Regions from separate parts of the Homo sapiens genome. Here region 2 is linked to region 1. Evidence: read pairs that join two places in POLR2A ChIA-PET (ENCODE). Cell type or tissue: PC-9. All regions are shown on one strand. Links, peaks and the distances in the headings refer to the core of each region. The heading gives the core; the rest is flanking DNA.

What was found. ChIA-PET counts read pairs that join two places held together with the same protein. Peaks named below come from ENCODE experiments on the same cell type or tissue, not always from the same donor. Only the 100,000 strongest peaks of a DNase experiment are listed, where the experiment ranks them.
Region 2: POLR2A ChIA-PET joins it to region 1 with 22 read pairs; 2 of 35 experiments call an interaction of 5 or more read pairs at or near these places.

The regions. Positions count from the first base shown.
Region 1 is chr4:151,193,770-151,197,800 of GRCh38, reverse strand. All of the region lies in intron 2 of SH3D19 (SH3 domain containing 19), which reads left to right. Among named protein-coding and RNA genes, the nearest start is that of SH3D19-AS1, 72 kb to the right of the region's middle. In PC-9, for the core only: no CTCF peak of the experiment used is centred there; a DNase peak (open chromatin) is centred at 1,840; H3K4me3 peaks cover 716 bases; H3K27ac peaks cover 2,254 bases.
Region 2 is chr4:153,014,943-153,018,973 of GRCh38, reverse strand. No RefSeq gene overlaps it. Among named protein-coding and RNA genes, the nearest start is that of FHDC1, 81 kb to the right of the region's middle. In PC-9, for the core only: no CTCF peak of the experiment used is centred there; no DNase peak of the experiment used is centred there.

The sequences.
Region 1 (4,031 bases), core at 771-3,270:
TATGTATTTGTTTTTACTTTTAAAATGACCACTATTATCCCTTATTAGTTTTATTTTAATCGCATAAAGAATGGAGAGAGACAAAATCATGTTTCTCACCTTTTTTCTTTCCCTTCTGCTGTCTAAACACACTGATTTTTCGTATGTTTTAGAATTAATAGTAGGGTTTTATTTTTCACAGGAGAATATTGCAGTGGTTAATTGAGATGAATATGCTCTCGTTTGAAAATATCACATGTTGAGGTTAAGGCTCTTCCCAAATAGTCACGTGCATGCACACACCCCCTTGTTTGTAACATTTGTTGCTAACCCAGTTCCAAATATTAGCTGCTTCTGGAACATTTGAATTTTTGTGCTGATTTTGATTGCCACATCATCAGTAGATATTAGACACCCATGCCGTGCAACTATCCCTTCTGACGAATTCAAAGTAAATTAGAAGGCTGGGTGTGGTGAATTGTGCTGCTATAAATATGCATGTGCAAGTATCTTTTCGGTATAATGACTTATTTTACCCTAAGGTGCCCAGCACAATGCCCGGAATAGCATAGGCATTAGATGTCTTGGTTGAAAATTAAGATTAACTCTTTTTTTTTTGAGATCGTCTTGCTCTGTCACCCAGGCTGGAGTGCAGTGTGTGATACCTAGGTAGATACCCAGGAGTGGGATTGCTGGATCAAATGGTGGTTCTACTTTTAGTTCTTTAAGGAATCTCCACACTGTTTTCCATAGTGGCTGTACTAGTTTACATTCCCACTAGCAGTGTCAAAGTGTTCCCTTTTCACTGCATCCATACCAACATCTATTAATATTTTTTGATTTTTTTATTATGGCCATTCTTGCAGGAGTAGAGGGGTATCACATTGTGGTTTTGATTTGCATTTCTCTGATAATTAATGATGTCGGGCATTTTTCATATGTTTGTTAGCCATTTATATATCTTCCTTTGAGAATTGTCTATTCATGCCCTTAGCCTAATTTTTGATGGGATTGTTTGTTTTTTACTTGCTGACTTGTTTGAGTTCCTTGTAAATTCTGGATATTAGTCCTTTGTTGGATGTATAGATTGTGAAGATTTTCTCCCACTCTGTGGGTTGTTTACTCTGCTGATTATTTGTTTTGCTGTGCAGAAGCTTTTTAGTTTAATTAAGTCCCATCAAGAAAAATAGATTATATGTTCTGATGAGAACCAGCATACTGGAGTATTCAGTATATGTTTAGTTAAAAAAAAAAAACTAATACTATAAATAGCAGATTTTTCTAGGTAGTGATAAGCTAATATCTTTTCCTCTTCCCTTTTCTCCCTGAGAATTTTTTCATCTCTGGACAGAGGGCTTTTTCTTGGTGTTTTATGTTTTGTTTGTTTGTTTTTGAGACAGGGTCTTTCTCTGTTGCCCAGGCTGGGCTGTGGTGGTGCCATCCTGGCCCACTGCAGCCTCGAATTCCCAGGCTCAAGCCATCCCCCTGCCTCAGCCTCCCAAGTAACTGGAACTACAGGCAGGCACGCACCACCACATCCAGTTAATTTTTTTTATTTTTTGTAGAGATAAGGGTCTCACTATGTTGCCCAGATTTGTTTCTTATTATATGTATAGACTCTAAATATGGACCTTGATGGGCCTGCCTTTGATGTTCCGTTTTTGATATGACCAAATGATTCCTGTTTGAATTTCCACCCAGCTTCCTCTGTCCTACTTTCTCTTGCCAGGCAGTGTCCCCTGCCAGTCTCATGTCTGTGGCAGCAGCTTATACCAGGTTTTCCCCAAACGTTCATAAGGAAGTGTCCGAAGGGATGTGTCACCCCTTTGCATATATATAGTTTTTGAAACCAGGATGACCGGTTTGAGAAAATTCTTTTTTCTTTTTTTTTTTTTTTTAAGAACTTCTCTTACATCTTTTAAAGTCATTGTTAAGTAGGGTGTAACTGGATGAGTCAGTTGTTTTTCAGAAACTTTTTCTTTACGTATGATCTAAAGTATTTTATGGCATGGAATCTGAGCATGTCAAGAGGACTTCTTAAATTGCCTTAATTTTTTAAAATTTGCTGTAATTATTTTTTTAATTTAGGATTTATGTGCAACATCATTCCAACATGTCCAACATGTATATGGCCTGAGAAGGAGATTATATTCTAATAGAGGAACTAATATGTAAAAACACCTCTCTGATAAAAGATTAAAAAAATATATAAATGTTCTAATTTTAAGAAAAGCAGAAATTCAAATCATAAGCTCTTTTCTTATCCACAGGCTTCTCACTAGACCATGAGCACCTATGAGCACCTATGGGCAGGGGCCATGTCCTAGTTAATCTTCTTTCTTTGGTGCCCAGCACAATGCCTGGAATAACATAGGCATTAGGTTTCTTGCTTGAAAATTAAGGTTAACTCTTTTTTTCTTTTTCTTTTTTTTTTTTTTTTTTTTTTTTTTGAGACAGAGTCTCACTCTGTCCACCAGGCTGGAGTGCAGTGGGGCGATCTGGGCTCACTGCACGCTCCGCCTGCTGGGTTCACACCATTCTCCTGCCTCAGCCTCCCGAGTAGCTGGGACTACAGGCACCCGCCATCATGCCCGGCTAATTTTTTTCGTATTTTTAATAGAGACGAGGTTTCACCATGTTAGCCAGGATGGTCTCGATCTCCTGACCTCGTGATCCACCCACCTCAGCCTCCCAAAGCACTGGGAATATAGGCATGAGCCACCGCGCCCAACCTTTTTTTTTTTTTTTTTAAGATGGTCTTCCTTTGTCGCCTAGGCTGGAGTGCAGTGCACGATCTTGGCTCACTGCAACCTCTGCCTCTCAGGTTCAAGTGATTCTCATGCCTCAGCCTACCGGGTAGCTGGGATTACAGGCAGGTGCCACCACACCTGGCTAATTTTTGTATTTTTTGTTTCACCACATTGGCTAGGCTGGTCTCGAACTCCTGACCTGTGGCGATCCACCTGCCTCAGCCTCCCAAAGTGCTGGGATTAAAGGTGTGAGCCTCCATGCCCAGCTGAAAATTAAGGTTAACTCTTAACAGTTAGATGCACATTAATCGTTTGACGAAAAATGAAGAAATCATCAGCTAATAGGACAAAAGTTTAGCCAGGCACGGTGGCTCATGCCTGTGATCCCAGCACTTTGGGAGGCTGAGGTAGGCAGATCACCTGAGGTCAGGAGTTCGAGACCAGCCTGGCCAACATGGTGAAACTTCATCTCCACTAAATTTACAAAAAATTAGCTGGGCGTTGTGGCGGGCACCTGTAATCCCAGCTACTCGGGAGGCTGAGGCAGGAGAATTGAAAAAGACAAAAGTTTGAAAAATCAGTCTGTAGTTGTTGTGGATGCTTGAAACTGAAACTACCATATATTTGTCTATATTTTATCGCTTATTTTTTTCCTGGCATTTAATAGACACCTCTTTAGACCTATGCTATCCTTTTTATGCCTTTTACCAACAAATAACTCCTAATCATAAAAATTAATCCTACTGGCTGGGGGCGGTGGCTCATGCCTGTAATCCCAGCACTTTGGGAGGCCGTGGTGGGTGGATCACTTGAGGTCAAGAGTGTAAGACCAGCCTGGCCAACTGGTGAGACCCCATCTCTACTAAAAATACAAAAAAACTAGCTGGGCGTGGTGGCGGGCACCTGTAATCCAAGCTACTTGGGAGGCTGAGGCAGGAGTATCGCTAAAACCCAGGAGGCAGAGGTTGCAGTAAGCCGAGATCATGCCACTGCACTCCAGCCTGGGTGACAGAGCTGAGTGACCAAAAAAAAAAAAAAAAAAAAAAAAAAAAAAATTAATCCTACTATACTGCTACACATCTAGAAAAGAGAGGATTAGATTTTAGCCCTTTTTGTCTTTTTAGGTTTTCTATATAAACTCTTTCTATAGATCACTTAGGTTGACTGTGAAGGAAAGATATAACCCCAGAAAAGTTTTATTCTGGTTATTAATTCCTTGGTTCCTTCAATAGGTGTCCATTGAACACAATTATACATCAGACCCACAGTTCTTAATCTTTCTGTGTTCACATTTGAAGGGGT
Region 2 (4,031 bases), core at 579-3,078, 1.8 Mb before region 1:
CAGCTCCAGCCCCAGGAGACCCACAAAACAGCAGCTCACAGATATGCACAGTCTGCCGCCTTAAAAGCATGAAACAGGTTGTGGCCCATGGGAAAGCTTTTTTTGCAGCTGTCACCAAGCTGGCATGAGATGAGTGCTTGCAGTATGGTGGCTGAAAGCTGTTTAGTGTTGTCTGCTTTGTGTATGTCACCTAACTGTGGCCTTGCATTTATTCTACTTGGTGACTGCCAAAGCACTGCAAACTGGAAACATCTGCTAGATAATTGATATGTGATCAATAGGGACCATGTCTATGTTTGCTCTCATTCTAACCCCCAGTGACTGGCATAGTGCCCCGCACAGAGGAGGCCCTTTTAGTTAAATGAATAAAAGAGTAAATGAACAAATGACATCGAAATGAGAGGCATGGCGATCAGAACAGAAAAAACCCAGGTGAACCAAAGAAACTGGGCAAGGCTCCATGAAGGAGTGTGATCCTGTTTGGCTCTGCATCCCCACCCAAATCTCACCTAGAATTGTAATCTTCACGTGTCAAGGGAGGACCTGGTGGGAGGTGATTGGATCATGGGGGCGGTTTCCCCCGTGGTGTTCTCCTGATAGTAAGTTCTCATGAGATCTGATGGTTTTAAAAGTGTAGTACCTCCCCCCTACCTCCTACTGCCATGTAAGATGTGTCTTGCTTCCCTTTTGGCTTCCGCCATGATTGTAAATTTCCTGAGACCTCTCCAGCCATGTGGAACTGTGAGTCAACTAAACCTCTTTCCTTTATAAATGACTCAGTCTCAGGTAGTTCTTTATAGCAGTGTGAAAATGGACTAATACAGAGTAAGACCTGGGCTGGGCAACTGAGACTAGTGGGATTTAACCCAGAAATGAGACGGAGAAACCAGAGCCATTTCTGTCAAATATCTTCCAGGGAGAAAAAGGCCTGTGCCACTAGGGATGTTGGGGGCTCAGTTAGTTAACAACCCTCCTTCCCTAGTCTCAGGGTGGTTATTTCTCCATGGGACCAAGCTAGATCCTGACATGGAAGCTTTAGGAATTCGAGATCATACAGCACAGCCAGCTGGTAGAGGCCAACAAGAGGCAAGGAAGGCAAAGAGATATAATCGTCCAGTGGGGGACTCTGTCACTAAGGTATTGGTAGTTAACTAGTCATCTGTGCTACCAGAGTCCAAAAGATGCCTCCACTCCAGACCCCAAGAGCAATAGTGGGTGCAAGCAATGAGTGTGAATTCATGTTGTGCTTAGGCAATGGGGCCCTGAGTGGCTGTGCTCTACGCTCTGGAGGAGAAGGATTAAGGAAAGTCTACATCATCCTCCTCCTTAGTACCCTGGACTCTTAACCACTTGCACTGACAGGTTTTCCACTCGGGCTTCTTGGATTTCCCCTAAGGAAATTTTTCAACAGCACCACCTACTCCCAGTGTCCCATTTTGGTTCTCACACAGGCTCATCCATTCACACATACTTATCCAGCACCTGCCACGTGCAAAGCTCTCTCCCAGGAACGGGCATGGTGCAAACCAGGCAGGGTCCCTGCCTTCATAGAACTTACAGTCTACAGCAAGGAAAACAGAGAACAAAGAAGGAGAGGGAAGGAAAGAAGGAAGGAGAGAAAAGGAAGGAAGGAAGGAAGGAAGAGGATGGGAAGGAAGGAGGAAGGGAGGGAGGGAGGGAGGGATTAATTGCTGGTGTTTGCTGGTATGAAAGGCACAATAAAGAACATCAGCCAGGACAGCATGACAGAGCATGTAATAACGTGCGTGGCAACTTTAGATACGGTGGTTGGTAAAAGAAGGTAGCGCTGAAGAAGTGACATTTGAACTGAAAGCCATAGGTAAAGAAAACTCATGCCAAACGTCAATAAAGAAAGATAGGGAATAAAGTTTTGAAATTATCCCAATTAGACACTGAGATGTATTGTTATTAACAACAACTAACCAAAGCGGCTTAACTAAGTTAGAGGCTTATTTCTCTCACATAAAATAAATATATAAGTAAGCAGCCCTGAACTAGTACAGCAGCTCATCAGGGTCCTAGCTCTGTCTAGCCTTCTGTTTCACTCTTTCTAGTACCTGGCTTCAAGCTTTACATTCACATCATGGCTCAATATAACTGCTAGAGCTCCAGCCATCACATCTGTATTTCGGGCAGAAAGAAGACAAACGGTAAGGAGAAACGAGGTCACTGCCCAGTTATGTGTCTTCCTTTGAGGGAATTTCCCTGAAAATTCCATCCAGTGAATTCTCATTTACATATCTTTAACCAGAACTTAGTCTCATGGCCACAACAAGAGGCAAGGAAGGCAGAGAGATATAATCTTCTAGCGGGGCACTCTGTCACTAAGATATTGGTAGCTAACTAGTCACCAGAGTCTAAAAGATGTCTCCACACCAGACCCCAAGAGCATGAGCTTCCGTTGACAGCACTGATGGGATAGAATTTAAAATAGGCCCCTTCCCCACAGGTGGGACTGAGGATCTAAATCAGAACTCAGAGGTGGGCTGCTCCCCCACCCTACAGAGCCCACCTTCAACCTTCCTGAGTTCATCTCCCTGTATTAACCTCATTTGGACACATGCTGTTCTTTCCCCCGAAGAACAGAGAATGAGTTGGGTTTTTTTTAAGTGCTTGTAGTAGATTTAATAGTGACCACTCAAAGATGTCAAGTCCTTATCCCTAAAACTGGTCAATGTTATCTTATTTGAAAAGGGGGTCTGTGCAGATGTGGTTAAATTAGGGATTTTGAGATGAGATTACCCTGGATTATGCAAGTAGGTCCTAAATGCCCTCACAAGTGTCCCAATAAGACAGAAACAAAGGGAGTTTTGAGAAACAAACAGAAAAGAAAAGGAGGTAACGTGGCACGGAGGTAGAGATTAGAATGATACAGCCACAAGCCAGGGAACACCTGGGGCCACTAGAAGCTGGAAGAAACAGGAAACATATCTTCCCCAGAGCCTTCAGTGGGAGCAAGCCCTGCCAGCACCTGGATTTCAGACTTCTGACTTCCAGAATTGTGAGAGAATACATTTCTGTCGTTTTAAGCCACCCAACTTTTGGTACTGTGCTTCAACAGCTCAAGTAAACTAATCTGGTAGTATGCCAGCCTGGGGAAATACTAACTTAGAGGTACATCTTCTACTATAGACTGGTGGGTTAAATTTTTCAAATAAAAAAAAATAAATCACAGAAAAACTGGTAGACAATGGAACATATATCAGATTTGTGAGAATATAACAAAAAATAAAAGAAATCTCTAAGAAAAAAGGTACAAATGTAGACATAAAATTATAAACTTCTATAAGAAAAATGATGAAAATATTTGAAGAATATGTGACAAGACTATAAAACTGGAGTATATGAAGAATGCATTCAAGTTTGTGAGCAAAACAGCTAGATCCTAACATAGAGACAGAAGTATATGAGTGGTTGTCACAATGGGAAATTCAGTGAATGAGCACAGGACATCATAATAAAAATAGTTGCTTTTCATTGTGTCAGATTCCATGGTAGACTCTTCAAAAACACCATCTCAAATCGCTACACAAATCCTGCAAGGCAGATGTCCTCCCCATTTTATAGTTGAGTAAACTGAGGCCCAGGAGTATGAACAAGGCCTAGGGAAATGGAAGTTGAACCTAAGCCTGAGAAAATAATTTTCATTGCAGATAATCATTCATTGATTTATTAAATATTTCCATTCTACTCTGCAGAAATGGGCACTGTGGTAGAATTGGGGATGTTAAAATTGATAAGATGCCTCTCTTTTCCTTGGAGACCTGAATGTAAGGGAGCAGGTAGAAAAGTGAGCTCTCAAAGACAACAGTGAGAACATGAGAGAACCAAAGCTGCACACTTGGAGATGCCCATTTGCATCCAGACTGATTTTCAACGGTAACATCCAACAACAACCCCGGTTTCGGAGAGCAATTTTGCAATTCATAGCAGAAGCCACAAAGATATGCATACCCTTTGACCTAGTAATTCACCCCTGGAATTTTATCTTAATAAAATAATTCAAAAGA